Linked DNA regions of Homo sapiens: regions 1 and 3 are each linked to region 2. A link is a loop called in an ENCODE intact Hi-C map of the cell type or tissue named here. Cell type or tissue: mammary epithelial cell. All regions are shown on one strand. Each heading gives the region's core, and the rest is flanking DNA. Links, peaks and the distances in the headings are about the cores only. Region 1 overlaps LINC00673 (long intergenic non-protein coding RNA 673). Region 2 overlaps SLC39A11 (solute carrier family 39 member 11). Region 3 overlaps LINC00511 (long intergenic non-protein coding RNA 511).

What was found. Hi-C counts contacts between places; a loop is a spot of excess contacts. Peaks named below come from ENCODE experiments on the same cell type or tissue, not always from the same donor. Only the 100,000 strongest peaks of a DNase experiment are listed, where the experiment ranks them.
Region 1: it touches region 2 in a loop (6-fold over the local background); 12 of 110 quality-filtered maps call a loop at or near these places.
Region 3: it touches region 2 in a loop (6-fold over the local background); 7 of 110 quality-filtered maps call a loop at or near these places.

Annotation. Positions count from the first base shown.
Region 1 is chr17:72,554,560-72,565,311 of GRCh38, forward strand. The region is part of intron 1 of LINC00673 (long intergenic non-protein coding RNA 673); the gene reads right to left. Among named protein-coding and RNA genes, the nearest start is that of LINC00673, 33 kb to the right of the region's middle. RefSeq lists an enhancer at 2,220-2,720. In mammary epithelial cell, for the core only: CTCF peaks have their summits at 2,556 (motif pointing right) and 5,844 (motif pointing right); a DNase peak (open chromatin) is centred at 2,622.
Region 2 is chr17:72,654,801-72,665,552 of GRCh38, forward strand. All of the region lies in intron 7 of SLC39A11 (solute carrier family 39 member 11), which reads right to left. It also overlaps the pseudogene RN7SKP180. Among named protein-coding and RNA genes, the nearest start is that of LINC00511, 20 kb to the left of the region's middle. In mammary epithelial cell, for the core only: CTCF peaks have their summits at 3,087 (motif pointing left) and 6,454 (motif pointing left); DNase peaks (open chromatin) are centred at 2,871 and 6,841; H3K27ac peaks cover 1,677 bases.
Region 3 is chr17:72,603,895-72,614,646 of GRCh38, forward strand. All of the region lies in intron 3 of LINC00511 (long intergenic non-protein coding RNA 511), which reads right to left. Among named protein-coding and RNA genes, the nearest start is that of LINC00673, 16 kb to the left of the region's middle. In mammary epithelial cell, for the core only: no CTCF peak of the experiment used is centred there; a DNase peak (open chromatin) is centred at 5,817; H3K27ac peaks cover 1,480 bases.

The DNA of each region.
Region 1 (10,752 bases), core at 1,544-9,543, 100 kb before region 2:
CGCAGGTGCCTCAGCCAGAGGCTCCTGGCAGTACCCCCTTGAAGAAGGGCGGCTGGAAAGAGACATCAACATCTGATGGGTGCACCCCTCCTGTGCTCCTCCAGAGCCATCTGTCATCAGAGAGCCTGGGCATCTCCAATTCTGATGAGTCAGCACCTCCAAGACCAATTCCCAGACCCTAGAGAATGACAGTTACCAGAGTGAGGTCTCCGACCCTTCTGGAGCTCTCCCACCCCATCCTGTCACCCCTGCCTCTCAGCCTGACCGCCATGTAACCCTGGGGGTGCTGAGAAGACAGGAGAAGGGGAGGGGAAGGGATAAGGGTGGCCCTGCACGTCTGGGGTCATCAGTCCTCACAAGACACCACGATTACAGACACCACAGAAATCATTTGGGCTGAACCGTGTGAGATCCAGATGGTCCAGATCCAAACCCACCATGCCCTGGCCATGACCTTGGAGATGGTACTGAGCAGTTGAAGATATCAGTGGCTGTACTCACCTTACAGATCATTCTGACGGCTAAGTACTGATAAAGACCTCTGCCTGGGAGAATACACGCATGACCTCCACCTTGTCAAGGTGAGAATCAATACTTTACAGATGATGAAGCTGGGGGCGGGGCACTGATTCACCCAAAGGAACACTGAGGGTGGCAGCACCAGGATTTCCACGCCAGGTTGGAGGCCAAGCCCAGCTGCTTCTCGCAAAGGAGACAGTGACAAGTGCTCACAGGTATCACCGTGGCCGACCACAGACACAGCCCTGATGCAGCCTCACCACAAAACCTAGTTCTCACCATACCCAAGACCCCCAGTTAGCCCAAAACCAGGCGAGCAATTCAACATACTCATTGTTACAGGCTCCAAAAACGCAGAGCCAAAAGAAATGACAAAGGACTATTCACTCAACACCTCAAACTCAAACTAGGAAATATCTTTCCAAGCATGAAAAAAATTGTTCCAGGACCAAGACAAGGAAAATGCACTTTCATAGGTATCCATGAGCCCATACTGATATAAATGAGTGAGTGAATGAATAAATAAATAAACGAGGGAGATGGGACAAAATGTCCTGATAGAAGAACTCCAAATAGTGTATTTGGACACTTCCCCCTCCAGGAAATTGAGCTTATGTCCCCTCCTATTGATATAAAGGGGCTGGACTTGGTGACTCTCTTCTAATGAAGGGTACAGAAAGGGAAAAACAGCAAATGCACAGTGAAGAAAACTGGCGGACACCACCTTAGACCAGTGATCAAGGTCAAGATCACCAGTGATGAACGCTGTTGACGTCACGTACCCACTGATTTGATGCAATGAGAACACTTCACTGCTGTATTCTCCCTGAAACCCCAGTTTATTATGAGAAAACGTCAGACAAAACCAAATGGAAGAACATCCTTCAAAATACATGACTAGCATTCTCTAAAATTGTCAACGTCACTAAAAACAAGAAAAGACTGAGGGAAACATCACAGAGCAGAAAAGACTAAATACAATGTGGAATCCAGACTGGATCCTTGAACAGGAAAAGGATATTAGTGGAAAAACTAATCAACAGAGACCAACTCTATGGTTAATAGCATGCTTCCAATGTTAATTTCTTAGCATTGATAAACGCACTATGATGATGTTGACATGCTTGTTGTATGCATATAACATAGTATGAAGATGTTAATACCAAGAGAAACTGGGTGAGAGATATATCAGAACTCCTATTATTATTATTATTATTTTGAGACGGAGTCTTGCTCTGTCGCCCAGGCTGGAGTGCAGTGGCACGATCTCGGCTCACTGCAACCTCTGCCTCCCGGGTTCAAGCAATTCTCTGCCTCAGCCTCCTGAGTAGCCGGGATTACAGGCATCCACCACCACGCCCAGCTAATTTTTGTATTTTTAGTAGAGACAGGGGTTTCACCATGTTGGCCAGGCTGGTCTCGAACTCCTGACCTCGTGATCCACCCACCTCGGCCTCCCAAAGTGCTGGGATTACAGGCGTGAGCCACCGCGCCCAGCCCAGGAACTCATTTTCTGTAAATGTATTTTCTGTAAACTTTTCCGTAAATCCAAAAGTATTCCAGAAAGTGGATAATGTGTGGAAATCTTCAATAACGCAACCTGTGTCATACAATGGGATGATGTCACAAAGCTGTATACAGTTTACGGGCGATAGGCAGCTGCGTCCTGCCCCTAATTTTTAGAATTAGAGCAGCTACCCGGTGCCAGGTGCTTTACTGTCGCTAATTCACAAAACGCCATGAACAGGAGCCTCCCCGTGAATGGAAAACCAGCAATGAGAGCGCTTCAGTCGCTTGACAGTCACATTCATGTGTGCACCTGATCCGGCGCTGGCTCCAAAGCCCATGTTCTTTCCCACACGCCCCACTGTGCCCCTCCGAGACTGGAACCGTAGAGAGCGACCACCTCTTTCTATCAGGCCCCAGTGCCCTGCAAGACACAAGACCCTCCGGGAGGGGTCTCTGTCCATGGGTCCATGGTCCCAGATGCTGGAGTGAGAGCTTCATTTGAAAGCCGATACACGGAATAACCACGAGGTGGCGACAGACCCCAGCAATATCCAGGAGAGATGCCCGCGGGCCCAGAGGAGCTGCCTGAGCTCAGGTGCTGCTCTTCGCCTGACTTCCCTGCTGGGCACAGCTGGTTATAAGGAGTTAATGCCTTTGCCCTGGCCACGATTTTTGTGAGGACAGAAGCGAGCCACTTCCCTCAAGCACCGTTATAACTCTGGAGGTCTATCTGTTAGGAACAATGCAGATTGTGCCTTCGCCGGCCTTTGGCAGAAACCGGCAGAGCTCTTTACATAGGACCACACCCCCAGGCACGCACACAACACACACACACTCACACACCCACTCACACACACACCCACACATACCACACACACCCAGACACACACACACCACACACATTCTCACACACACACACCCCTCCCCAGAGACACACAACACACACTCAGACACACGCCCAAACACGCACACAACACAGACACACATAACGCAGACACACACAACATATACACACTCATACACCCAGACACACAGAGACGCACAAGACTCAGACGCGCACACACACACTCATACACACACAGGCAGAAACCCAGATATACACAATCATACACACACCCACACACTTATGCACACTCACACTCATATACACACCCAGGCACACACACTCATACACCAAGATACACACCCACACACTCATACACAGACATACAGACACACACACACCAGATATGCACACTCACACATACACTCAGACACACTCACATACACTCTCTCACACACATACTCCTGGGAGGGATCCTGACATTCACCTAGGGGAGTCAGGGGCTACAGGCCTTGACAAGCATGCTAACAATTTCCAGTGTGGGTAACAGACCTGGGTCCTGGTCTCCCACCTTTTAAACCTCAGATGCTCCAGCCTGTAATCCCTACTACCTGGGTTTGAATCCCAGCTCTGTTACTTACCATTTATGTGACCTTGGGCAGGTGGCTTAGCTGTGGTCCTCACTTTCCCCACCTAGGGCCTAGAGACAGGAGCAGGGCTAAGCCCACTGGATTTTTAAATGTATAGCTGAAAGTCACTTGAATCAGAGCCTCATCAATGTCTGGCACTTTTTGCTGTTGTTTCTACCCCTTGAGGGAGTGTATTTACCCTGCCCCCAGTCCTCTGTATTCAACAGAATACAATTCTTGTATATGAAGACAACACGGGCTTACCATGACAAGCCTAGAAGAGGTCCTAATGAACAGGTGCCCTGCTATCTACTCAGGCTACGAAAGAAAAGACTAGAGATTCCTCCAAACTACAGACTCGATTCATGGGAGATGCTCTCCACCTCTAACTGGTTTCCAAGAATCCACCATAGTGGGCCATCTTGTTACCTAGGGAGGACTTGAGGGCACCCAGACCTCAAAGGATCCGCTAGGAAAGTCATGTGGGCAAAGCTGCAATGTTTTCTCTCTCCGTTCCTGAGAGTTTGGTTTTTCCAATGGTCAAAGTGAATGTTCAGGATCTACTGCCTTAAAAACCTTCTCTAGGCTAAAATGTGACAGCCCTATAATGACAGAGGACTTGCACACTCCAGCAGAGCATGCTATTCCTGTAGGCCCTCAAGTGTTTATATGAGACAGACTCAAGTGTTTTCTGGAAACAGTCATGTTGTAGCATAGGAGGGTGATGGAGCCTCCCAGGAAAGGGTGGCACCCATGAGTCCCCGGATTTTCCCTAGAAGGTGCCAGCCTTTACGACCTGTACAGAAGAGCTGCCTTCCAGGGGGCTGGCAGAGCAGAACTCCCCACATTGTGCCAGCTCATCGTCACCAAAAGCTCCACTGCCAACACGCACTTCATGGAGGGAGAGAGAAAAACCAGGGTTCAATCCGTTCTTTCTAGACCAGGGCTCCAGAAAGCAGGGGTCCTAGAGCAGGAGTCCCAGGAGTCTAGAGCAAGGGTCCCCTGACCAGCAGCATCTGCATCAACAGGGAGCTTACAAGAAATGCAGGTTCTCAGGCCCTGCACCAGAGCAACTGAATCAGGAACATTGCGGGTGGGACCAGCCATCTGTGTCCTAAACAGCCCCCCACAGGGGCTCAGATGAGCTCCAGCTGAAAAACCACGGGCCTAGATGCTCTGAGGAGTACGGTTCATCAAACCCAGCAGCCACTGCACTGTTCTGGCCTTCCTCAGAGTGACCTTTACAGACCTGCTGTTTTTCGTTTTTTGTTTTTCTGAGACAGAGTTTCACTCTCGTTGCCCAGGCTGGAGTGCAATGACATGATCTCTCGGCTCACTGCAACCTCCACCTCCCGGGTCCAAGGGATTCTCCTCCCTCAGCCTCCCGAGTAGCTGGGATTACAGAGCCTGTCGCCACGCCCAGCTAATTTTTTGTATTTTTAGTAGAGACAGGGTTTCACCATGTTGGCCAGGCTGGTCTCGAACTCCTGACCTCAGGTGATCCTCCCACCTCAGCCTCCCAAAGTGCTGGGATTACAGGCGTGAGCCAGCGCACCCAGCCCAGACCTGCACTTTTGTATTTATGTCACAGGCCTCCTTAGTAGAAAGTGGCGGGGAAAGAACCTAGAAGATCCTTGAAGCTCAGAATTTCCTGTGGGAAGAGGATGCGTCCACCACAGAGCATTCCTGGGGAGCCCACGCATCTCTCTGCACAGTGGCAGCCCGTGGATAACTTCACCTAATAAGAATTGATAGAGCTGACCCAGAAAGTACTAGCCTACACCGGACCATAGCCCTGCCACCCCTAGCAATTATATAGGGATTAGAGCAGAATATTTTATCCCAGCTTTCCCCGTGGCTTTTATCTTATTTTTCCTTCCTTTATTTATTTTTATTTTTTTAGATACAGGGTCTTGTTCTGTCACCCAGGCCGGAGTGCAGTGGCGTGATCGCAGCTCACTGTAGCTTCAAACTCCCAGCTCAGTCTCTGAAGTAGCCGGGACCATCAAGCCGGCTAATTTGTTTTTTGAAAAGATAGGGCCTCACTATGCTGCCCAGGCTGGTCTCAAACTTGTGGGCTCAGGGGATCCTCCTACCTGGGCCTCCCAACGTGTTGGAATTACAGCCATGAGCCACCGCGCCCAGCCTTTATTTCCTTTACTTATGAAAATAACATTTTAAATTAAATGCCTTAAGTCCTTTTGGCGATAGACCAGGTATGTTCAATAGTCTGCCAAAGACATGTGAGTTTTCTAAAGCTATTTCCATCCATGTCGGATTGGGGTGAGAGAAGGGAGACCCAGTTAGGCTGCTGGTAAATGTGTACATGGCCTGCACCTGCAATAATATAACCTGAACACTAGAGGGCACCAGAGCCCAAGAGTCAGGCAGCCCCAGACTTGGCCCTGAGCAGGAAGCACCAGGCGCAATAAAAGCCCCCTCCAGACCCCATAACTATCCAGGCTGCAAGAGCTGCAAGATCCAGACCCTCCTCAGCCTCACACCTCCAAACACCCACCTGCCCGTGTTCACCTGTGGGGTGGTCAGTAAGCAAGTGCCCAGGGACACACGGAGCAGGGCTGCAACCCCAGGCCATCAGTCGGCCTGTGCTCTGAGCCCCCACTGCGTGCCAAGTGCTGCAGGGAGGGAACCATGATGGTGCCGTGCACGTGTGCAGAGCCTATCACTTACCAAACATGTTCGCCCACACACAGACACACAGACATGCACACGCCACCTCTTTATATCATCCCCAGCACCCAGTAAGGCCAGCTCCATCACCCCATCCTGCTGATGAGAAAAATGAGTCCCAAGAGTGCACGGTGACTTCTCAGGGTCAGACATCCTGGCTGGTTAACAGCCGCCCAGCTGGGGAGGTCCCACTCGGCCCAGGGTGGTTTTCCACTTTAGCGCAGCACCTCCCAAAAAGCAAACATGAACCTGTTCTCGGGAGTCCTGCCTGCGATAACCTGGAGCTGGGCTAAACCTGGAGTGAATGCTGTTAACCAAGCTCAGGGCGGGTTTCCAGGAGGCTGAGCTCGCACAGCCACAATGGCAAAGCCACCACTCAGAGAGCTGGAGCCCTTTAGTTTCCCGGCGCCTCCTGCCGGTTCTTCCCGTAAACGTCTGTGGCTCATGCTGCACAGTATTCGGTTGCATCTGCTGCTTCATGGCTCTGTAAAAGGCAAGGTGGGGGGCTGTGTATATGTACGCATGAGTATGCATGCACGTGTGTATGTGCACATATATATGCATTTATGCACCCCCTAGAGGCACTATGGGCCATGAGGGACCTGCCTGTCCCTCCCTGCACCTCATTCTGGCCACAGTGGCCAGTCCTCTACCCCTGTCCCCAGCCGTGTCCTGCCCCAGACCCACCGGGAAAATGCAAGGGAGAGACAAGGCACCCTGCACAAATCCACAGACGCTTACAGGGTGACACCAGAAAGGAAACCTCCAGGCAACCTACCTGTCCCGGAGCTCACAGGGAGTGTGGCCCTCCCAGACACCCAGCCTGACTCCCCAGACACAGCCATCATCCAAAAATGGCACCACAGAGGCAGCCATCAATTATTTTGTTTCTAGTCTTGCTCAAGTTTTTTGCACTTATTCCCTTTTTGTCCTAATAAATAATTTCCATCAAAAGGAATCCCGCGAACATGGCTATTTGGCAGAGAACAATCATATGTCAAACTTTCCTACATCTACAAGAAGAATGGATCTGTTGAAACCCATTTAAGTCTCAAATGATGTATACAGAATATAGAGAATATTCTTTGCCACAGATGAGAATATCCCTCTCGTTCTGAAAATCTGGCTGAGCAGGGCCGGTGCTGGAGCAAGGTCCGTGCTGGAGCAAGGTATGGGGGAGTCCTCTTTCCCATGACCACTTGCATGGGTGTCTTCATGAGACCCACTGGGCATGGTGGTGGGGAGAGGGCTCATGGGGCTGAGCTCCTGGGGGTGAGCTGTAACCCTTCTTTGGGGACTTTTTATCTCAGACTGAAGGGCTCAGTCTCGGTGACCAGGGCAGATTCTGCCACCCTGCAGCTGTTTTGGAGGAAGGTCAGGGAGGCCCATGAATATGGAACCAACCAGGAGGAGGTTCTTGGGACACACAGATCCAGGACAACACAGCCCCAGGCTGACGTCCCCATCAGACCATCCATGAGGCACAAACCAGCGCCCGCCATACTCTGAAGGGCCCATGAAAATGTTTTAACTTCTTTTAAAATCAGGGGAAAAAAAAATAGAACACATGCTTTTAGGTAAAAAAAATGTTTTAATATATCATAATATTTGACATTTTTAATATATTTTTTAAGTAGGAAGGGATCCAAGAGGGCAAAGTTGCCCAGAACCTGCAAAAGTCAGAATGGCTAGAGTGGCCCGGGAAGTTTCCAGAACTCCTGAGCTGGGACAGCCGAGGTACACTGACAACCGCACCATAGACAGCCCCCCAAAGCCAGATGCCCCTTCTCGTGGGCCCTGAGAGGGGAGTTACTGCACCTGCCAGAGCACAGCTACATGGCCCAAGGTGCTTCCAGCTGCAATGAGACCCTAAGAACTCTGTCCACTTAGGAAAGGTTCTTATCCAACCCCGGGGCCAGGCAGGAATGGGCGTGGAGAGCTGGGTAACAGCAGAAAACCAGGAAGATGCAACTCTCCCCGTTCTCCTGAGACAAACCCTAGTGCAAGACTCCACTGCATTTCCTTCCATTTCTATTGACTATGGTAATATGCACATACCACGCAACTCGGCATTTTAACCTGTTTCAAGTGTACGATGACAGCACATTCACAGTGTCGTGCAAGCATCACCACCATCTAGGTCCAGAGCACTATCAGCCCCTCTGAAAGGAAACTCCACCCCATTCATCAGCCACTGTCCACTCCCTGACCCCAGCCCAGCCCCTGCCAGCCACTAAGCTCCTTCCTGTCTCTGTGGGTTTGCCTATCCTGGACATTTCATAGCAATGGGATGTGCAACAGGGGGCCTTTTGTGTCTGGCTCCTCTCAGCCTCAGGTTTTCAAGGTACCTCCATGTTGGTAGCACATGTCCATGCTTTGGTCCTTTCTATGGCTGAATAATGCCCCCCACACACACACTGCCTGCTACCTTCCATTGGTTTTTCTCCCCTTAGGGGCATGAAAGTGCTAATAAAGGAAAGCTGAAACCTCTATGACTTATGTTAACAAACCTCAGCTCCAAGCACTCACCTAGGTAAGAGATGTGGGTGCTGAGAACTGAAAATGAGCAGGCACACGCTTTTTTATTATTTATTTTTGTTTTGTTTTTTTTTTGAGACGGAGTCTCGCTCTGTCACCAGGCTGGAGTGCAGTTGGCGCCATCTCGGTTCACTGCAACCTCTGCCTCCTGGGTTCAAGCGATTCTTCTGCCTCAACCTCCTGAGTAGCTGGGATTACAGACGCTCACCACCATGTCCGGGTGATTTTTGTATTTTTAGTAGAGACGAGGGTTTCATCATATTGGGCCAGGCTGGTCTCGAACTCCTGACCTCGTGATCCACCCGCCTTGGCCTCCCAAAGTGCTGGGATTACAGGTGTGAGCCACCACGCCCCACCTATTAATTTATTTATTTTGAGACAGAGTCTCACTCCATCACCCGGGCTGGAGCGCAATAGTGTGATCTCGACTTATTGCAACCTCTGCCTCCCGGGTTCAAGTGATTCTCCTGCCTCAGCCTCCCAAGTAGCTGGGATTATAGGCAAGCGTTCATAAATGTTCCCATACACGTCTGTGGCTCATGCTACATGGTATTCGGTTGAATCTGCTGCCTCATGGCTCTATAAAAGGCAAGGTGGGGGGTGTGCATATGTGTGCACATGAGCATGCATGCACGTCTGGCTATTTTTTCATATTTTCAGTAGAGACGGGGTTTCACCATGTTGGCCAGGCTGGTCTCGAACTCCTGACCTCAAGTGATCCTCCCACCTTGGCCTCCCAAAGTGCTGGGATTACAGAAGGCAAGCACATTTTTAAACCACAAAACACAAAAAGTCAGATCCACCTGCGAGCGTGCATTCTGTCTGGCGTCAGCCCTAATAGTCTCCCTCTCTTCCATCATTCAGGGCCCCAGGGAGTCGAGTGCTTACTCAGCACTTAGACCAGGGGATTCAGGGATTTCTGCCTGGAAAGCCCCGTCTCTCCTGTCTTGGTGGTAACCTGGTCCCTTTTACCTGCAGCTCTGGCAAACGCCAGCTGCTGGGTGCTTCCTCCTCCTTCATGAGAAAAGATGAGAAACTGGGGTAAACAACCCACCAAGGGCAGGTATGGAGAGAAGAAGGAAAGGCTAAGACACAGATGGGAGAAGACAGACAGGGAGAAGGTAGGGAGAAGATGACCCATTTGGACCTGCTCCTCAATGCCCAAGAAGCAGAGAGTTTTTCAAGGACAGCTTTAATAATAAGAGCTCTTCTTCGAAGCTCAGGGGGATGGATGGAGGAAGAGTGTGAGACCCACAGCAAGAGCAGCAAGCTGACACCTCCCTCGCCACAGCTGGAAGCCGCTGCCCACTGACCAATCCCATAGACGCCCTTCACTCCCCAGCCTCCACACCCCTGGCTAAGAGGACCCAGAATGGATAGCACAGTTGTTTTTTTTCCCCCTCTCCCAACCTCCCTGGGGCTCAAGGAACGGGATAAGGGTTATGACTGCCAGATCAGAGACTCAAGTCACTTCAGATGTTCCTTTTTTTTAAAAAAAAAAAAAAAAAAAAAAAAAAAAGGCCGGACGCGGTGGCTCATGCCTGTAATCCCAGCACTTTGGGAGGCCGAGGTGGGCGGATCACGAGGTCAGGAGATCGAGACCATCTTGACTAACACGGTGAAACCCCATCTCTACTAAAAATACAAAAAAAGAAAAAAATTAGCCGGGTGTGATGGCGGGCACCTGTAGTCCCAGCTACTCGGGAGGCTGAGGCAGGAGAATGGCGTGAACCCGGGAGGTGGAGCTTGCAGTGAGCCGAGATAGTGCCACTGCACTCCAGCCTGGGCGAAAGAGTGAGACTCCATCTCAAAAAAAAAAAAAAAACAAAAACAAAAAAAAAAAGCAAGGCACAAAAGTGCAATCTGTGGTGAAAAACTGGAACTCAAAGGCCAAGAGTTAAGGACTGGTTAAGGAAACAATGGCCCACTGACTCACTGGCCCTCAAGCACCATTGAAGATAATTATCAATGTAGGCTGCAACATAGAAAATTGGTCTTATTATAAAGTGAAAGAAGGAAGATACGTAGAATATCCATGGAATG
Region 2 (10,752 bases), core at 1,921-9,920:
CCGCAGAGTGACCAGCCCAATGTCACTGACAAATCAGAGGTGGGGCTCCCCATCCAAAGTCCTCGCCGTGACATAGCGCTGACTACAGCCATCGCCCGGCGGGCTGTGGGAGCCTCCTCCACATCCTGTCTGGGAGCCACCATCCTGATAAGCAGCACAGAAACCCCATTCTTCCATCCCTGGCAAGCCTCGTTACCTCTGCCTTGCCCCAGCCCTGGCACGGGGCTGCCAGCCCAAACAGCTGCCATGCCCTCTGGATCCTGCCAGGCCTTTCTCAGCAGGGCATTGCATTGCTGGGCGGTCAGAGTCCCTCCTGACACTCCTGGGCTCCTTTGCTCCCCAGCAGGGGCTGGCACCACAGTTTCTCTGCCTTTCCTACCTGTCATGCACAACACTGCCTAACTGGGCTCTCCTCCACACACCCGTGCACACGCACAGGCCCATCCAAGTTCCCTCGCCCCGCTGCTTGTTGGGCATTGGTCAGAGGCCCACTGGTGGGGGTGGCCCAGTGGAGGACACAGTCCCTTCCAGCCCTCTCCTCTTCTTCAATCACCTGCATCAGCTCCAGAGTGGGATTTGAATCCACGGCTCTCAGACCTGACGACACATGCCAGTCACAGGGAGCACCGGCAAATGCCGATGCCTCGGCCCTGCCCTGGAGATCTCGGTTTATTGCCGTGGCATTGGGCCCCCTGTGTGCAGATTTTAAGAGTGTGCGAGGGCGTTGAGAGCCACTGGCCTAAGCAGGTGTCAGAGGAGGTGAGGATGAGGATGGAGGCCAAGCCCGCCTCCCTCCCAGGAGCCCCTTCCCTGCTATTCGAATTCCCAACACAGTCTGGGAGCCGAGGACACCTGTGGCCACTACTGAATGCATCAGGAGCCTGCAACCGGGGTGCTTACTATATACAAGATCTGATCTGGGGAGCTTTGGAGGAGATCTGGAGCAACTGAGGGCAGGAGCAGCAAAGCAGGTGGTATTCGGGGATATGGATGCATAACAGAAGTGACAGAGAATATTGAGGACCCCGTGGCAGGGATAGTCTCTCAGTGGTAGGGGGTGAGCCGTGAGCTGACTTAGGAGCTGTGGGGCCTAGACTGGCTGGAGGATGGGAAACTGTGAAGAAGAACAAGGGCAGCCTCCCGGGGGGCTGGTGGCGTGGAGGATGCCCCAGGCTCACCAGCTCCCCTCCTGCAGCCCTGCTGTGCATTCCTGCAAGGCCTTCAGTCTAACTAAACACTCTGAGCTGACGATCCTGGGCAGGTGGGGTTGGTGGGCCATTCCCTCCCTCCTTTACGCTCTGGGAAGGGAAAGGTCAGATGAGAGGTTTCCTTTCCAGGATGGGCCATGAAAATTCAAAACAGCATTCAAAAGCCACGGGGAAAATACAAACCCATGCCCTTCTGAAGACAGTGAAGCTGCTGTCTTCTGGGTTCTGTTCCTCCCCAGCAGTAGCACAAAGACACTATTACTAGTCTGGACCACGACACATTAATGGGAAGGAGAGGGAAGTGGAGATGAAGGGCTCTTTTAGAAAAGAAACCGCAGGCTGTCCCCTGACAAGGTCCCTTGTCCCTTCCGTGACAAGCCAAGTCCCATGGCAACCTGTCACCGGAGCCTGACTGAGAGCAACAAGGCAGAGATCTCTCGAGAAGGGCCAGGAGAGGGGCATCCGTGTGTAGAGTGGGACAGGAGAGGAGAGAGGGAGCGTGGAAAGGGAAGGAGACGGGGGAGGCGGGAAGGGAGGGTCGACAGGGCAGGGAGTCATTGGGGAGGAGGATGACTCCTGGGGTTGGGCTGCACCAGCAAGGACAAGAGCAGCCCTGACAGGCCTCTCCCGGGGAGGTCTGTCTGCAGGGGCTGCCTCATGGAGGCAGAGTTTGCCTCAGGGCATCCAGACTTCTCTTTTCCTTTTCCTTAGGAATCAGAATTTGCTAGGAAGGGACAAAACCAGAGAACCGCGAGGAAGGGGGGTCCCATCCAGCATTGGGGGAATCAGGGTTTATTTTTAAAGTTCATTTCCTATTATATGTTTATTTTTATTATTTTTTTTAAACATCGAAGGCCGGGCATGGTGGCTCACACCTGTAATCCCGGCACTTTGGGAGGCTGAGGCAGGAGGACTGCTTGAGGCCAGGAGTTTGACCAGCCTGGGCAACATAGCAAGACCCTGTCTGTATATAATAAATAAAAATAAATAAAAAAGAGAAAAAAGAAGAACAGCAAAGAACACAATTATCAGGCATATTTCAAAATCATTCCTCAAAAAAATAAATAAATAGGCCAGGCACGGTGGCTCACGCCTGTAATCCCAACACTTTGGGAGGCAGAGGTGGGCAGATCATGAGGTCAGGAGTTCAAGACCAGCCTGGTCAACACGGTGAAACTCCGTCTTTACTAAAAATACAAAAATTAGCCAGGCATGGTGGTGGGTGCCCGTAATCCCAGCTACCAGGGGAGCTGAGGCATGAGAATCGCTTGAACCCGGGAGGCAGAGGTTACAGTGAGCCGAGATAGCGCCACCGCACTCCAGGCTGGGCAACAGAGTGAGATTCTGCCTCAAAACAAACAAACAAACAAACAAAAGATAAATAAATAAATAAAAATAAACATCAAGGAGGAGCAGAGATGGAAGAGAGAATGGCAAGAAGGAAGACTACAGAAGATCACTTGACTGCCCTGACTTTGGGCAGGAGTGAGTAGCAATGGTTTACCTCATTAGAATGTACAGGCCAATATGTTAAGAGGTCAGAATTCCCTGAATACAGTGTCCCTTTTGGGACAGGAACTAGGGTGCCCAACCATTCCGGTTCACCAGGGACTGAGGGGTTTCCCAGGATATAGGACTTACTCAGTGCTAAACCTGGCACAGTCCCCAGATAACTGATGTGAGTTGGTCACCCTCAGAAGTAGTCAGAAACAGGGTAGGTGGCAGAGGCAAGCTAGGGTAAGAATTTTAATTTTCCACAGGGGATATATACAGAATCCTACAAGCTAAGCAGATGTTTGAAAAAGTAAAAAGCCCTACCTAAAACTCGCAATGGTCTGATGCAAATTTTGACCGCTTTTAGCCCCTTGGATCTACTGCCCTCTAGAGAGCCAGCTTCCCTGAAACCCTCACCAGCCCCATTGATGCTGGGTGGGTCCTTGCGGGCTGCTGTCTCCAGCCCAGCCCTGAGTGGCATCCAGGAACTGGGCAGGCACGGCAGAAGCAGAAGGGATGGCCTCCCTGTAGGGACAGCAGCAGACACTTTGCTTTCTTGGGTAGGGACATAAAGAAACAATTCAGGCTGCTTAGGAAACCCCCAGAGGTGACCTGTAAGGAAGTGGGGAAGGCGCTGGGCCTGAGCACAAATAATGAATCCTAGAAGATGGAGGGGGGCTGGGCCCACAAGGGGTGCCAAGGGAGTGTAGGCGGGGGAAAGGTGCCCATTCATGGGCTTGGCCTCTCCGTGGGCTGGATGCAGGGGCAGAGGCGGACAGTCTGAGGTACTTTTCCAGAGGTCTCTCATCCTTTGCTCTTCCAACCTGGTAGAGGCTGAGGGCCAATGGCCAGGGTCCCATCCGGGTGCTAGGTAAGAAGGGCCTCCCTCCTCGTATCTTCAGGGAACACTAATCCCAAGCAGTGGGCAACAGGAAGAAAGGCATCCCCGGTGGGCAGTTGTTTCTGCTTTTTCTTAGAGGCCTGACCCTGTTTCGCCCCAGGGGCTGACTTCTCTTCTCCAGCATCCTCCTCCTACTACCCCCCACCCATCACCCATGTTAAAAGTTAGGGCCCTTGGAGGTCGCCTGGCTCAATGCCTTGATTGTTAAGATTGTTAAGGTAGAAAAAGGAGATGCAGACAAGTACAATGCCTTTGGAGGCCCTGTGATGTGTAGTGCCAGTCAAACATATGAGTCAAACACATCTGGGTGGGACCCCAGGTGCACAGGTGGGACCCAGTGCAAGCTACAGATCACTCAGCCTTTCCTTTAACTGAAAAATGGGCATAAAACTCCCCCACCGACAGGGCTCTTGTGTGGATGGCAAATGATCACTGTGAAGTGCCAGGCTTATCTCGGAGCCCAGAGTGGGTGCTCTTTAAATAGCAGCCACTGTTAAAACTGCCCGAGGCTGCTGAATGAGGCGGTGATGAGCTGGGCACTGAAGCCTCCTATTCCCCCCAGACTGGTGACCTCCCAGCCACACACCAATTTCTTCTACAAAGGGTGTGCCTTAGCCTTCTCAATTATACGACCTCCTGGGCAGAACCATGTCCTGCAGTGGCAACTTGGCCACCTGGAAGCCTCTTCTCAGGAGTCACTCCAGAGTCAACCGCTAAGCCCTGGCCATGTGCAAGAGCTCATGCCACATATGAAGAAAGACATTTGGAAGGTCCCTGTCTTCAAGGAACTTATAATCTGATACACAGCAAAAGACCTGCCTGCAAATGACTCCAGCACAGCACGGGACTTGCTAAAGGCCATAAGATCTAGCACAGAGCATTAGGGGCGAGGATGATTTTGGCGGAGACAGATGATCCAGGAAACCTTTGTGGAGAAAGCAACATCCAAGATGGACTGTGAAGGATGGGGACAATTTTAATAGATAAAGATGGGGAAATGCATTTCATCCAGAAAGAAGGAACAGAGAAAGCAAAGATGTGAGATGATCTGGCGGGGTGAGCTAGGTCTTCCTTTCTCTCCCCTTCTCCAAGTCCAAGCCAACATACAAACAAAAATAAAACATGCATTCGAGCCAAGGCCTATCTCTCTTACACGTGTCCTCTGTGACTCTTTTTTTTTTTTTTTTTTTTTTTTTGGAGACAGAGTCTTGCTCTGTTGCCCAGGCTGAAGTGCAGTGGCGCGATCTTGGGTCACTGCAACCTCTGCCTCCCGGGTTCAAGCAATTCTCCTGCCTCAGCCTCCCAAATAGCTGGGATTACAGGCACCTACCACCATGCCTGGCTAATTTTTATTTTATTTTATTTTTTTGTATTTTTAGTAGAGACAGGGTTTGACCATGTTGGCCAGGCTGGTCTCAAACTCCTGACCTTAGGCAATCTGCCCGCCTCAGGCTCCCAAAGTGTTGGGATTACAGGCTTGAGCCACCATGGCTGGCCCTCTGTGATTCTTTCTTAGCTGAACCTGCTGGATTTTTAGGGAAAACCTGAGTGTTAAACACCCCAGCCATACCTCAGGTGTTTTCCAAGGCCGGAGTGCGAAGTACCACCCCAGGGGTCCCTATACTATCTTTGGGAGGCAGATGCCTGTGCTGAGTGAGTTACTCAGGGGTGTTCCCTTGAAATTCATTTATTAGCCATCTCCACTCAAACCTCAATGTCTCAGGCCTTGAGCTTGGGAAATGCTTCCAGCTCGTGTCAGCAGCAGCACAGAGCATGTGCCAGGAGCTGTGCACAGCACTGGAGACCCCACTGCAACCGCCTGCGGTTGAAACCAGCTCAAGTCTTTCATTACCGCACCCATCAGAGGCAGCCCGAGGTCCTCCGGCTAGAATAAAAATGACGATAACCACTGCTGTTATTTATTGAGTATTACTACGTGCTGGGCGTGCTTGTAAGCATATTACATGTAACAACATGCCTTGCCCCTCAACCACCTCATGAGCAGCTTTCACCATTATTCCCATTTTACAGATGGAGAAATTGATGCTCAAGGAGTTAAATAACTGGCCCTGAAGGTTGTGGAGCTGGGAAGTGACAGAGCAGGGCCTCCTAACTGCTACTGTGTACACATACCGGGTTTTCTGGGCCTCATGCAGACCCATCGAACCATATGGAGATAGGGGCGGACGCTGCCCGACACCCACTTGGCTAGTGAGCTGAGGTTCTGGCCTCTTCTGGTCAACAGGGAGGGCAGGCCAGACTCAGGGGGTTTCGAGCCAGAGACCTGCAGGGTTTAATGGAGTGGAACGTGCCATCCACAGCGGGATTTCTCAACCTCACCACTACTGACATTTCACACCGTGAGTTCCTTGTTGTGGGGGCCTGGTTCTGTGCAGTGTAGGATGCTTACCAGCATCCTCGGCTCCTATCTGCTAGATGCCAGCAACAACCTCTCAGCTGTGACAACCAAAACGTCTCCAGACATGGCCAAATGTCTCCGGGGAGGGGGAGGGGACCAACCCTGATTGAGACCCACTGACCTTGAGTAAACATGTTAGATGAGCTTGCTTCCTTAGCAAATAGCTGGACGACAAAAACTGCTCAGACTGAGTGTGGAGAACACCTGATCTCACGCATCTCATTTGAGAATTTCTAGCCTCAGTGGAGTGCAGGCTTCTAGGGAACTTAGCTATGGCACGACAGATTTGGGGCTGAGCAACCACCTTTGAGAACCACCAGGCCTCAGCTCCCTTAGTCCAAAGCCAGTGGTCACTCTCAAAGCTCACTGTTGCACAATTCCAGGGGTACTTTTCACCTTGTGTTCTCTGACCATGGCGCCCCCTGGAGTTGTGCAGTGGGACACTCCTGCTTGAGCGCAGATTGCTGCTCAGCCTGGGGTGTAGTTCTGGGGTTCGAGGTGCACGCTCTCAGGAGAGGTAGTGGAGAGAGTCATGGGTTTCTCTGAGAATTGGCAAGCGAAGGGACGGCAACCTGCAGCCTTGCTCTCCAGGCTATATTCCCTGGCCGGTTGATTATGAAAGGAGAATGGCATATCCCTGACAAGCCCTGCTTCACCCCGGCTTTCAGATCCTCCCATGTGCGATGAGCGTGTGTGTTCTTGTGTGGCAGGCCCTTACATACTGTTTTGATTGTTATCATCTTGCCGTGAAAGGCCTGATTGTTCAGGCCTGGAGATGACATCACCGGCTTCCCACTAGGGCAGCCTGTCGAGGTGTTTGATGAGCCTGCAGGTGGGAAGGGGCTGGGTACTCCCCGCAGGGCTGCCCGGCCCTACCTGCTCAGAGGAGCTGGCTTAGCACGCAAGGGATCTTCCCCCACCCTCTTGGTGCAGTTCTCGGAAACTTCTTGGTGCAGGCTGGCGAGATGAGATGACCCATCCATTCCCTTACAGTCTGCTGCCTTCCTTCGAGGGGGTGAGGAAGAGCCCAAGGAAGTCAGCCGGAAGGCAGGGTGGTGGCTGAGGGTGATTCAGGCCACCACTGTGCACTTCTCCCTGCAGAAGTGTAGACAAACCGCCCACATTTCTATGGGATCACTGACTCCCAGAGGAATGCTCTGAAGACCTTCACCTGCTAAGTGTCCCAGCAAAGCAAACCAATCCTATGGGCTAGCCAAGTATGAGGCTGCCTCATACAATGTGGTGGGGGCACACATCTGAGAGCAATGTGCCTCTGTAGCCATCAAAAGACACATCTTAAACTGGGCGCAGTGGTTCGCGCCTGTAATCCCAGCAACTCAGGAGATGGGTGGGAGGACTGCCTGAGCCCAGGAGTTTGAGGCTGTAGTACTATGATGGAGCCATGGCAGTCCAGCCTGGACTGGCCAACAGAATGAGGCCTTTTTTTAGAAAGAAAAGAAAGGAAGAAAGAAAAGAGGAAAGGAAGAAAGAAAAGAGGAAAGAAAGAAAGAGAGAGGGAGAGAGAGAAAAGAAAGAAAAGGAAGGGAAGGAAAAGAAAAGAAAGAAAAGGAAAGAAGGAGGGAAGAAAGAAAAAGAAAGAGAAAGAAAGAAAAAGAAAGAAAAGAAAAAAAAGAAAAAGGAAGGAAAGGAAGGAAAAGAAAAGAAAGAAAAGGAAGGAAGGAGGGAAGAAAGAGAAGAAAGAGAAAGAAAGAGAGAAAGAAAGAAAAGAAAAAAGAAAAGAAAAGAAAAAGGAAAGAAAGGAAGGAAAAGGAAAGAAAAGGAAGGAAGGAAGGAGAGAAGAAAGAGAAGAAAGAGAGAAAGAAAAAGAAAAAAGAAAAGAAAAAGGAAGGAAAAGAAGGAAAAGAAAAAGAAAAGGAAGGAGGGAAGAAAGAGAAGAAAGAGAGAGAGAGAAAGAAAAAAGAAAAAAAGGAAGGAAAGGAAGGAAAAGAAAAGAAAGGAAGGAAGGAAGGAGGGAAGAAAGAGAAGAAAGAGAGAAAGAAAGAGAAAGAGAGAAAGAAAGACAGGCACACACATCCTGGGAGTGCTGTTATTCATGGCAGTGCTATCAATAATAGTCATAAACTGGAAACCATGCAAGTGCCCCTCTACAACAGAATGAGTAAAATAAACTCATTTTATTCCTTGTGTTCTATTCACACAATGGAATACTGTGTGGCAATAAGAATGAAAGGTTTATACCTCTGTGTGAGTCTGGAGCCACGTCACAGACACAATTCTGAGTGAGAAAAACTAGACACAAAATAGTAAGTGTTGTACAGTCCTATTTACACAAAGTCCCCAAACAGGCACAACCAAGCTATGCCTTCTTAGCTACTAATTTAATGGCCATTAGCCCATTGGCAGTTTAATTTGTTAATTCTCCTTAACATATTTGAAATTTTACAAACAACACGTTTGAGCAGAAACCGACAACTCTCTAAAGGTAGGATTTCAGTTCCTAGGGAGGAGTCATATTTTTGGGAAAAGAGTATCTTCCCATTACCTTTTTAAAAAGATATTTTACTGCAGTTGAATGTATGTTCAGAAAAGAGCAGATCCGCCTGCGTTGTACAGGATAACGTTTCAGAAACTAAGCAAACCCATGAAACCCACATCCCGATCAAGAAACGGAACATCACCAGCACCCTGAGACCCCCTCAATCCTGGGCTCCTGCTCCTCATGGGCCTCTCCTGAAGGAGAATCACTATCCTCACTTCTAACAGCAGAGCCTAGTTATATGTGATTTTGAACTTTATATAGATAGTTGAGGCAGCAGTGCAAGGCCCCAGAAGAGGATCGCCTGGGGGTCTGAATGATGAGGGCCTCAGTCTCATTTCCTGCGGACCTGGCATGTGGACAGTCTCCTTAGATCATGAGTTTGGACATCCGTGTGGGGTATTGCCTCAGGATATGAACGTCTGTCCCGCGAAGCATCTCTCACTCCAGTTTCTTATTCACGGAGGGCTTCAGCCTCTCCATCTGCAGCAAACACATCAGGGGAGGAGATGCAACCAAAACATTTAGTTCCCCAGCTCTCAAAATACTATCGCAAACCACTAACAATGTTTCCAGAATTTTAGTGCTTTCTTCTTGAGAGCTTGTTTGGAGGTTCTAGCAGGGGAGCGCAGCTACTTGTATACCCTTGACCGAAGACCGGTCCTCCTCTATTGGGGATGGTCGTCCTCTTCAACCAAGTGCACAGCTTCGGGAGGGACGCACATGGAGCGGTGAGGGAGGAAAGGGACACCCGCCTAGCCAGCCAGATCAGCCGAATCAACCCTGGCAATCAATGGAGTGACAGATGTCACAGCCAGATTGCCCTCACATCCTTAGTGCTTTCTTCTAAGGAGCTTTAAGTGCCTTTATAAACAGTTATTATTTCTATGACAGAGGAGGTCCATTTTCTATTTTGTAGATGTAGTAACCAAGGTCCACAAAGGGTAAGCCATGGACTGAAGGACACGCCGTGGGTCCCTGCAGTGAGGGAAAGGATGCTGGATGCCAAGCCCTCTTCCATACCTCATTGCTCCACATAAAACTGCAGAAGGCAGGGAGGGAAAGTGGTCAGTGGCAGCTTTGGGGAAGAGGAGACCATAAACCGTGGTGCCATTCTTGGCTACTCTCTGTCACACCTTATATGCAATTTGCCAGGGAAACCAGAGGCGGGGATCTACCTTTAGATCTGATGAGAATCCAGCCACTTCTCCCCTCTTCCATGGCTATACTAAGGTGCAAGCCTCCATCATGTCCTTCCTGGGCTACAGTAACAGCCTCCTAACCAGTCTCCCTGCTTCCACCTTTGCCCCTATAAACTCTATTCTCTGCAAATTTGCTAAGTCTGATTATGCTGCTCCTGTGTTGAAGACACTGCAGTGGCTCCCCATTCCACTCAGGGCCAGGGCCCACATCCCCTGCTGGCCTGTAATGACTTACACATTCATGCCCTCCGTTCTCTTCTTCTCTTCTGATTTATCTTCTCTCCATTCTCTCTTCTCTCCATTCTTTTCTCCCTCCATTCTCTTCTTCTCTTCTGATTTCTTCTTCTATTGATCTCTTCCTAGCTCCAGCTACACCAGCCATCTGGTCTCCTTGCTGTTCCTCCAGAATGCCTGGTTACTTCTACCTTGGGGCATTTTCACTGGAACATTCCTTCTCAGTTATCAGTGGCTCATTTCTTCAACTCTTTGAAGGCAAGGCCACAGGACCTTCCCAAGGCCAGATCATAAAAGGCTTGTAGCTTCTTTCTCTCTTCTCTCTCTCTGGACTACTAGCTCTGGGGGAAGCCAGTTGCCATACTGTGAGAATATTCAAGCAGCCATGTGGAGGTGCCTACATGATGAGGAACTGAGACTTCCTGCCAACAGCCATGGGAGTGCGCCATCTTGGAAATGGATCCTTCAGCCCCAGTCAAGACTTCAGGTGACTGCAGCCCCAGCTGACCTCTCTTGATTGCCACCTCATGAGAGACCCTGAGCCAGGACCACTCAGCAAAACCACTCTCAGATTCTTAACCCATAAAAAAATTGAGATAATCTTTGTTGGTTTAAGCCACCAAGTTTTGAGGTGTTTTTTTTTTTTTTTTTTTTTGAGACAGGGTCTTGCTGTTGCCCAGGCTGGAGTGCAGTGGCATGATCATGGCTCACTGCAGCCTTGACCTCTCAGGTTAAAGCTATCCTCCCATCTCAGCCTCTGAAGACCAAGGCATGTGCTACCAGGCCCAGCTAATTTT
Region 3 (10,752 bases), core at 929-8,928, 52 kb before region 2:
ATTGAGAGGCTTCTAGGTGTCAGGCCCAGGGCAGGGAGAGATAATAAGGATCTGATCCTTCAGCCTAGAAGTGAAAGGCACATTCTTAAGAAATCTATCCAACCCTTCATTTTACAGAGGTAGAAAGTGAAGCCCAGAGAGGGAAAGCAACTCACCCAAGGTCACACAGCGAGGCAGCAGCAACCACCAAGACCTAGGGTAGCCTGCCTGACAGTGGGCCTATCAGCAGCCCAGGCTATCCAAAGAAGGTAGGACATGTCATTCAGTTCAACCTAATAGACCTGTTCTAAATCAACTAAGCCAGGAAGCCAAAACCTGCTTATGGGGCCCTACTGCGGGTCTCCCTGGGGAGAGGAATCAGCCACTGAGCTTTTGACAGAAATCAGCCACCCTGCAGGAGATGTCCTACAGAGATGACCAGCCCAATTTGTTGCTGAAGCCCTCACTTTAGTGAGCCCAGTTCCTAAGCCCAGCACTAAAGATAACACACCTCCCTCCATACTAAGTCCCTGTCAATATTCATCCAGCATCTAAAGTTCTGGTGCCAGAAGCTGCACCTCCACAGATCTTCAAGCTAATCTGTCCTAGCCCAGGTGAGATTTTGCATCCGAAGAAAATAAGACTTTAGTCAGATTACCCAGGAATAGGACCTGATGGGTATCCCAGGGACTAACCCTCTCGCCCTGCAGATCACTGCCTGACCCCTCCACCTGGCTGACATGTCCCTGGGTAGAGAGCTCTTCTGGTAGAGAAGCACAGACGGTTCCGGGAAGCAGGAAATGTCAGGGTCATGGCCGGTGCTAGAAGAGTTGCCTTCTGTCCTTGAAAGCTGAGGTTAAGCCACATCCGATGACCTCAGAGGACATGGCAGGTGAGCATAGGACCGTAGCATGGCAGAAACCCAGCCACCTGCCAGGGCGAGGCCTGCACCCTCGGGGAGCCACTGTAAACATCTGCCCCTCCGCATCACGCAACTTACCAGAGACGAGGCTTAAACACAAGCCTTCATTTTCTCATTAATAAATCCAGTGGTTTCCCTTGGAGAGACTGCCGCTAGCCACTAAATAAACCAAAAAGAAAACTCTCTGGAAAGGCAAACAGGTTTTCAGGCCAATTCTGATCCATCTCAGCAAAGAAGTGGTCTTTGATGCCTCTAAAGCTTTTTGTCTTGGACAACCGGCAGTGGAGCTCAAGGACTCGGGGCTCCATACCTGACTAAGAGATTTTGTCTCTAAGGAGCCACAGGCTGGAAAGCACAGGTTGTTTTGTTTCTCCCAACACCAGCGGGCTCTGAGGAAGACGGAGTCTGCATGAGATTTAGAAAGGTTGAGTAAAAAGACACAGGGAGAGGCCGGGCGGGGTGGCTCACCCCTGTAATCCCAGCACTTTGGGAGGCTGAGGCAGGTGGATCACTTGAGGTCAGGAGTTCAAAACCAGCCTGGCCAACATGGTGAAACCTCATCTTTACTAAAAATACAAAAATTAGCCATGTGTGGTGGTGGGTGCCTGTAATTCCAGCTACTCGGGAGGCTGAGGCAGGAGAATCTCTTGGGCCCGGGAGGCTGAGGTTGCAGTGAGCTGGGATCGCACCACTGCACTCCAGCCTGGGTGACAGAGTAAGACTCCGTCTCAAAAAAAAAAAAAAAAAAAAGACACAGGGAGGGAGTAAAGGAGGCAGAAAAGACCATAAGACCATTACTGCTTCTCAAATGTACCAATGAGGCATCACTTCTGCCTGGGACACCCTCCTGTGCCCAGGAGCTTTGCATGTCTGGCTCACTCCTACCACTTGGTTCTCTGCCCAGTGTCACCTCCCTAGAAGAGCCTTCTCCCACCATGCCGTAAAAGGTGCCTCCCACTTCCCTGTCACCTTCTAACACAGTGCCCTGTGAACTGGGATACAGGAGAAACAAGAGAAGAGCCCCCACTGAGTATAGGAAGAGATCTCCACTGAAAAGAGAAAGAAACCCCCACTGAAGAGGGGAGGGACCCCTCACTGACCATGGGAAGAGCCCCCCTTTGATTATGAGAAGAGCCCCCCCACTGAATGGGAAGAGCCTCCCCAGTTAATATGAGAAGACCCCTCCCACTGACTATGGGAAGAGCCCCCCACTGGCCATGGGAAGAGCCCCCCAGTGAATATGGGAAAAGCCCCCCTTTGATTATGAGACGAGCCCCCCACTGACCATGGGAAGAGCCCCCCACTGAATGGAAAGAGTCTCCCCCAGTTAATATGAGAAGAGCCCTCCCACTGACCATGGGAAGAGCCCCGCAGTGAATATGGGAAGAGCCCCCCTAGTTAATATGAGAAGAGCCCCCCTCCACTGACTGTGGGAAGAGCCCCCCAGTGAATATGGGAAGAGCCCCCCACTATGGGAAGAGCCTCCCATTGGCTTTGGGAAGAGCCCCCCACTGACCATGGAAAGAGCCCCCCACTGACTATGGGAAGAGGCCCCCATTGACTTTGGGAAGAGCCCCCCACTGACCATGGGAAGAGCCCCCCACTGACTATGGGAAGAGCCCCCCATTGACTTTGGGAAGAGCCCCCCACTGACCATGGGAAGAGCCCCCCACTGACTATGGGAAGAACCCGCATCCCCACCCCCGCCACCAAGTATGAGAAGAGATCTCCACTGAATAGGGGAAGAGGCCCCCACCGAAAAGGGGAAGAACCTCACTAAGTATAGGAAGAGCCACCCACTGATTATAAGAGCCCCCACTGATTATAAGAGCCCCCACTGAATAGGGGAAGAGGCCTCCACTGAGCACAGGAAAAGCCCCCAACAGAGTCATGCTCCTGGCCACTTTCTCCACCTTGTCCTCAGAACAAGCCACTGACTGGTGGGCAAGAGCCATGGGCCCAGGTTTCTGGAGTCAGCTGCTAATTTATCTAAAGTCTGTAAGGCCTGGACACTGAGTCTCAGAAGTAGTCCTGCTAGTCTTGCTCTATAGATCCTAACTTGGCCTCAGAAGACTGTCCCTAGAGCTAAACTGAAAGGGGGAACTGAGAGCTCAGGCAAGCCCACCTGGTCCCAGGACAATCAGGTTCTCCAGCCTAGCTCTGATCATTAAAAATCACACATGGGAGCTGCACCTGCCTGACTGCTGTGCCCATGTCTCTGTTGGCTTAAAAATCAGGCAAAGACTTCCTTAGACCCTTTCTATGTGTTTGTTTATTTTGATCTCTCCTCCATTAGAATGTAACCACCAGGGTCTCTGCTTTTGCTCACTGTATCCTTAGTCCCTAGAAGGGTCCCCAGCGCCTAGTGGGTGAGTATCAGATATATATTGCTAGAGAAAACAGATCATCATTATTGAGGGTCTACTATATGCTAGGCATGAGATGGATGTCTCACCTGATCCCCTTGACAACCTTTAAGGATGATGTGATTAAGCCCATTTTGCAGATGAGGAAACTGGGATTCAGAGATAGACAGTGAGCTTTCTAGCATGACATTAATGAGGAGCATCACGCCAGGCCCTGAAGTGCAGGGGGCTCTCATTCCACGGTTTTAACACTCAAAACCACAGTGGAAGTTCAACACTACCAACAGCAATCATTTCAAATGAAAAGAACAACTCTTTAATTACTTTGACAAGTTGACTTTTAACCTACCTATTTTCAAAAAGTATTTGAGTCAAGAAGAAATAGAATATCTAAACAGACCCATAACAAGTAAAAAGAGACTGAATTAGTTAAAACAAAACCAAACCACATGAAGCAGAGCCTAGGACCAGATGGCTTCGTGGATGAATGCTACCAAACATTTAAAGAGGAATTAACTCTAATCCCTTACAAGCTCTTCCAAAAAAATAGAAGAGGAGGGACAACTTCCCAATTCATACTATGAGGCCAGTATTATTACCTTGATACTAAAACAAGACAAAGACACCACAAGAAAAGAAAAACACAGACCAATATTCCTTATGAGTAGATGCAAAAATCATCAACAAAATATTGTCAAACTAAATCCAGCAACATATAAAAAGAGCAGACACCATGACCAAGTGAAATTTATCTCAGGAATGCAAAGATGGTTTAACATAGAAAAATCAATGTGACACACCATATTAACTGAACAAAGGACAAAAATCACATGATCATCTCCATTGACACAGAAAACACATTTAGCAAAATTCAACACATTTTCATTATAAAACACTCAACAAACTAGAAATAGAAGGGGATTTCCTCAACTTGACATAGGGCATCTATGAAAAACCTACAATTAACATCATACTTAAGGGTGAAAGACTGAATGGTTTCTTGTCAGGAATAAGACAAGTATGTCCACTCTTACCACTTTTATTCAACATTGTAGTGGAGGTTCTAGCCAGAGCAATTAGGCAAAAAGAAAGTCATCCAGATTGGAAAAAAAAAAAAAAAAAGGAAGCAAAATTATCTCTATTTGAAGATGACATGATAAGAACAAATGTTGGCGAGCACATGGAGAAATTGGAACCCTCATCCTCTGCTGGTGGAAATGTAAAATGCTGCAGCCACTTTGGAAAACAGCCTGGTGATCCTCAGATGATTAAATATAGAGTTACCATAAGACCCAGGAATTTCATTCCTAGGTATGTAGTCAAGAGAACTGAAAACGTATGTCTATACTAAACTTGTACACAAATATTCATAGCAGCATTAACCATAATAGCCCAAAAGTAGAAATGACTCAAATGTTCATCAACAGATGAATGAATAAATTGATATATCCGTAAAATGGAATATTATTCAGCCATGAAAAAGAATGAAATACTAATACATGCTGCAACATAGATGCACCTTGAAGCCAGACACAGAAGCCACTAACTGTATGATTCCATTTATATGAAATGTCCAGAATAGGCACATCTCTAAAGACAGAAATAGATCAATGGTTGCCAGGGGCTGAGGCATGCAAGGAATGAGAAATGTCTGCTTATGGTTATGGGGTATCTTTTGGGGGTGCTGAAAATATTCTGGAATTAGACAGTGGTGATCAATGTATGACTTTTCTGAGTTGTACATTTTAAAGGGTGAACTTCATGGAATGTGAATAATATCTCAATAAAGCTGTTATTTAAGAAAATGAGGCCAGGCACAGTGGCTCATACCTGCAATCCCAGCACTTTGGGAGGCTGAGGCAGGCAGATCACTTGAGGTCAGGAGTTCAAGACCAGCCTGGCCAACATGGTGAAACCCTGTCTCTACTAAAAATACAAAAATTGGCGGGGCATGGTGGCATGCACCTGTACTCCCAGGTATTCAGGAGGCTGAGGCAGGAGAATCGTGTGAACCTGGGAGGCGGTGGTTGCAGTGAGCTGAGGTCATGCCACTGCACTCCAGCCTGGGAGACACAGCGAGACTCCATCTCAAAAAAAAATGATAGGAGGTGCCCTCAGCAAAAACACATCTCTACAAATTATAATAAAGACCAGTAACATGATACAAGTAGAGACAAATAGTTAAAGGGAGAAGGGAGAAGAGCAAGCCGCTCGTAAGTAATGAGGAGAAACACTCTCTGAGTGATGGCCTAGTCTTATGCTGGCATTCCAAATGAACCTTGTGAATAAAGGCACATTTGAAAAACACTGTCATTTTAATGTTTCCCAATATAGCAATGCAATACTACCAATATCATCAAAAACAGTTGGAATGTAATATTTAATGGCAAATGGTGAGATCTAGAAATTTTTAATATAAGCCAGGGAAATAAGAAGGGACTGTCTGTTCTCCATTCTTGGCCATTTGAGTCACTCTGTTGAAGTGCATTTCTGTGGATGCATTTGATTTCATATTAATCACCACTGCATTTCTAGCTCACCATGTGGCTTTTGGCCAGGCATTCACAATTCACCTATAAAACGAAAGGGTGGGGCAACATTCTTTGCTGTTCTAAAATCTATGACTTGACTTGGCTCAACCGGAATATATGAAGCATGGAAATCTCTCTCTTTGTGTCCTTGAAGGGTTTACATTTCTTTTAATGGCCACAAATTAGAAGCAAGAAATAATGGGTCAAGTCATTACTAAATAGTATTTATTTCCAACCCAAACGTTACTTTTAATGGGGTACTAAACTAAGCAGCAGAAGTATGCAATAAGAACAGAGGAAATGTCATGTCCTCCAATCTTTGCTCAAATGTCCCCCCTCTCTTTTTTTATTTTTTGAGACAGGGTCTTGCTCTGTTGCCCAGGCTGTGAAGTGCAGTGATGCTATCATAGCTCACCAGAGCCTCAATCTCCTGGTCTCAAGGGATCCTCCCGCCTCAGTCTCCTAGGTGGTCGGTTCTACAGGCATGCATCACCACGCCTGGCTAATTTTTAAATTTTTTGTAGAGATGAGGGTCTCGTTATGTTGCCTAGGCTTGTCTTGAACTCCTGGCCTCAAGCAATCCTCCCGCTTTGACCTCCCAAAATGCTGCTTGAACCCCTGTGCCTGGCCAAATGTCTCCTTTTTTTGTTTGTTTGTTTGCTTGCTTGCTTGTTTGACACACAGTCTCACTCCGTCACCAGGCTGTAGTGCAGTGGCACAATCTCAGCTCACTGCAACCTCTGCCTCCCGGGTTCAAGTGATTCTCCTGCCTCAGCCTCCCAAGTAGCTGGGACTATAGATGCATGGCCGCCACACCCAGCTAATTTTTGTATTTTTAGTAGAGACAGGGTTTCACCATATTGGCCAGGATGGTCTCGATCTCTTGACCTCGTGATCCACCTACCTCAGCCTCCCAAAGTGCTGGGATTACAGGTGTGAGCCACCATGCCCGGCCCCAAATGTCTCCTTTTTAAAGAGCTCTCAGCCTCTATTTAAAATTGCAACCCAATGGCCATGCCTCCCTCCAGCACTGGAGATTGTCTCAACTCTGCTTTCCTTTTCTTTTTCAGTAGCACTTATCAACTTCCAGTAGATAATATAATTTACTAATTTAACACACCTATTATTTATCACCTTTAGAAGCAGATTTCTCTGATGTATACTATGCACCCAGCACTGTACAGAAGAGAATTCTGAGCAGGAGAATTGGACCTTTTCCAGTATACTGAGACTTCTTCCAAAACTTAAGAAAATGTTTAGCTGGAAGATAGTCTGTGTCAGTCTGTTTTAAAATACAGGCATGCACACTGTGCCATGATGGCTTTCCCATCTCAGTAGTAGACTCTGCTTATCATGTCCATCAACAATCAGAAAATAATGATTTGTTCCTACATCAACACTGCAGTTACTCAGTTCATATATTTGTTTATTGAACTGAGAGCTTCTATTAAATTGTGAATATATCAAATAGTGTTTGTTGAGCTGAGAGTCTCTTTATGTGATAAGTTTGTTTCTAAAACTAATTGCTGCTTTAGAATACCTATAATGCAAATTATTCCGCCTGGTACCCGCTCCTCCTTTGAGAACAACGCTTCCCACCTCGTCCCACGGTTCTGGCAGGAGCAGCTCTGTTGGTGCATGGCCTTCTTCCTCCCCTTGGCTACAGTTGACGGGTCCAAGGATGGGCATCTGACTTTAGCTAATCCAATCAGAGTCCTGCCTTGAGATTTGGCTGACTAGAACCGAATAAGGGAAGCTCGCCCTCAGTGAAAGCTGCAAGATGTAAAAGTCAAGGGCAAGAGGGTGCTCATGTTTCCTCCCAAATGAAGAAAGCAGATCTGTAAAGAGAGAGAAGAAAGCTCCGTGCAGAGAAAACTCATTCCACACATGCCCAGAAGATGGACTATATTCTTTCTGTCCTTCCGGTTGATATTTCATTCTTTCTTGATTGTTGTTGTTGCTTTGTTTTGACATAATCCTTCCAATAAATACCTTGGGATCCATGCTAGTCCCACTTGGGGATCTACTCCTTGCAGCTCCCAATCCATGCATTAAGAGGTCATGATAAAGACAGTCACAGCTGGCCGGGCACAGTGGCCCACGCCTGTAATCCCAGCACTTTGGGAGGCCGAGGCAGGTGGATCACCTGAGGTCAGACTGGCCAACATAGTGAAACCCTGTCTCTACTAAAAATACAAAAATAACTGGGCATGGTGGCAGGTGACTGTAATCCCAGCTACTTGGGAGGCTGAGGCAGGAGAATTGCTTGAACCCAGGAGGCAGAGGTTGCAGCGAGCTGAGATCACCCCATTGCACTCCAGCCTGGCCGACAAGTGTGAAACTCAGTCTCAAAAAACAAAACATGACCGGGCGCGGTGGCTCACGCCTGTAATCCCAGCACTTTGGGAGGCTGAGGCGGGTGGATCATGAGGTCGGGAGATCGAGACCATCCTGGCTAACATGGTGAAACCCCATCTCTACTAAAAATAAAAAAAAAAAAATTAGCTGGGCATGGTAGCGGGTCCCTGTAGTCCCAGCTACTCAGGAGGCTGAGGCAGGAGAATGGCGTGAACCTGGGAGGCGGAGCTTGCAGTGAGCCGAGATCACGCCACTGCACTCCAGCCTGGGCAACTGAGCAAGACTCTGTCTCAAAACAAAACAAAACAAAACAAAACAAAACACAAAGACAGTCACAGCAACTACTGAGACGGGAAAGCTATCATGGCATGGTGTGCATGCCTGTATTTTAAAACAGACAGATACTTACAGACTATCTTCCGGCTAAACATTTTCCTAAGTTTTGGAAGAAGTCTCAATAAATTGGAACAAGTCTCAATTTTCCTGCTCAGAATTCTCTGATGCTCAGATGATGATGGTTCAATTGGAGGTAGCTCACCAGGGCAAACGGCCTGCTTCTGCACTGCCAGAGGAACGAAGGTGGAAGCCGCTCAAAAAGAGGAGCTTCAGTTGGAGCAACTCACCTCAGCACTAAAAGAAAGATGTGAAGTCCCCTGGGGAAGTCAGAAGCCGACAAAGGATGACAGAGAAAACTCCAGAAATGTTAAAGAGAAAGAGATCAACAACTGGTACATTAATAATCTGAATGATAGAAGAAACCTAGAAAATTTGCAAACTGCTTCAGTTGATGAAACTTTTCTCAATTGTAATAATTATTTGTCCATTCCATTATTATAAGGCCTCTGTTTGAGCAGAAATACCATGCATAAAAGAAGAGAAAAAGGATTTGTTCTGTGTGTCTTTTTTTTTGGAGACAGAGTCTTACTCTGTTGCCCAGGCTGGAGTGCAGTGGCGTGATTGGGCTAACTGCAACCTCCACCTCCCAGGATGAAGCAACTCTCCTGCCTCAGCCTCCTGAGTAGCTGGGACTACAGGCATGCACCACCACGTCCAGCTAATTTGTGTATTTTTAGTAGAGCTGAGGTTTCAACATGTTGGCCAGGCTGGTCTCGAACTCCTGACCTCAAGTGATCTGCCTACCTTGGCCTCCCAAAGGGCTGGGATTACAGGCGTGAGCCACCGTGCCCGGCCCTGTGTGACTTTTGACTCCAGTTTTTGGATGAATCAGGGTCCTAACAGGATACAAACAGCACAACCACTTTGGGGGACTGAAAAGAGCTTAAGACAGAGATGATGTATTATGGGATGGGCAGAGTTCAAGGAACCAACAAGGGAGAGTGCAGGTTCATGGGGCCAGCAGTGGTGGGAAGGCATGACCCCCACCCTCTGAAGTCAGACGGGGCAAGGAGAGCAGAATGTTTCCAGAACCCAGAGACAGCAGCTGCGGAGAAAGGACAGCCTGCCAGAAACTGAGGCTACTTTCCTTCCACCCTCTAATCTTCTGCTATTCGCTCCACTTGCTGAACTCAGCTGGAATCCAGTGGCCAAGGGAGCCTGCTGATGCAATCCCTACAAGGGCAGCTCTTGGGGCACAGATCAGGGGTGAAATGGAGACAAGATCTGGATGGGCAAAGGAAGGAGATCCAGCTCACGTTTCAAGGGTGAGTTTCCACTCTCGTGCCAGCGTTAGAGGGGGATGCTAGGGAGAGACAGCGCCCCTGACATCCCCCCCAGCTCTAGACCTCTGTTGCCACTTGGCTTTCAGACATCTGTCCCTCGGTGCCTCTCAGATCTAGCACATCCAAACCAGACCACTGATCCTGCTACTCAGTTCTGAACCATTCTTGGACCTCCTGATGATGTGTCATGCTATTTTTCCAGATTTCTCTTCCTGGCCACCCAGGCTTAAAGCCTCAGGGCTACCTCCACTGTGCCCTCTTCGACATGTGGTCAGTTGCTACCCCCTCCCTCCACAATCCTACACTCCACCATCTTACCCATCCTGTCTTTTCTCATTTTCTTCCAACTAGACCGGTGGCATCTACTTCTAACTGTCATCTCTAATCTCTTCCCCTTTAAATGTACCCTACACACCACAGCCTGATTAATCTGTCTAAAACACAGCATGGATGGTGATTCATCTGCCCATGTCTCAACCAACCCAGCCCTTCCTTGTTCCCCAAATATGCCCCATGCTTGCCTGCCTTCATTTCTTGGCTAAAACCTTTCCTTTGCCTGGAGGAGGGGCTGCCCTTCATCTTTTTCTCCTGAAGCCAAGCTTTCTTTCATGCTCCCAAAATATTTTCATCTTCCCTCCTCCCCTCTCTCTAGATATTCTGCTTGTACCTTTCTTATGGCACATATTCCAGCTTAACTTATATTACCGTAATTCGGGGACATGGGTTCTTTCTTATTTTCCTTACCCCATTGCAAATTTGAGAGCCAGAGTCATGCCCTGTTCATTTCCGTAGTTGCCCCTGAGACCTAGCCAAACAGCTGGCACATAGTGGATGCTAAATCCCCATGCAGTGAATGAATGAATGTGGCTATCACTTAGGATATTTTCCAAAAGCCGTATGTACAATATATTTCTTGG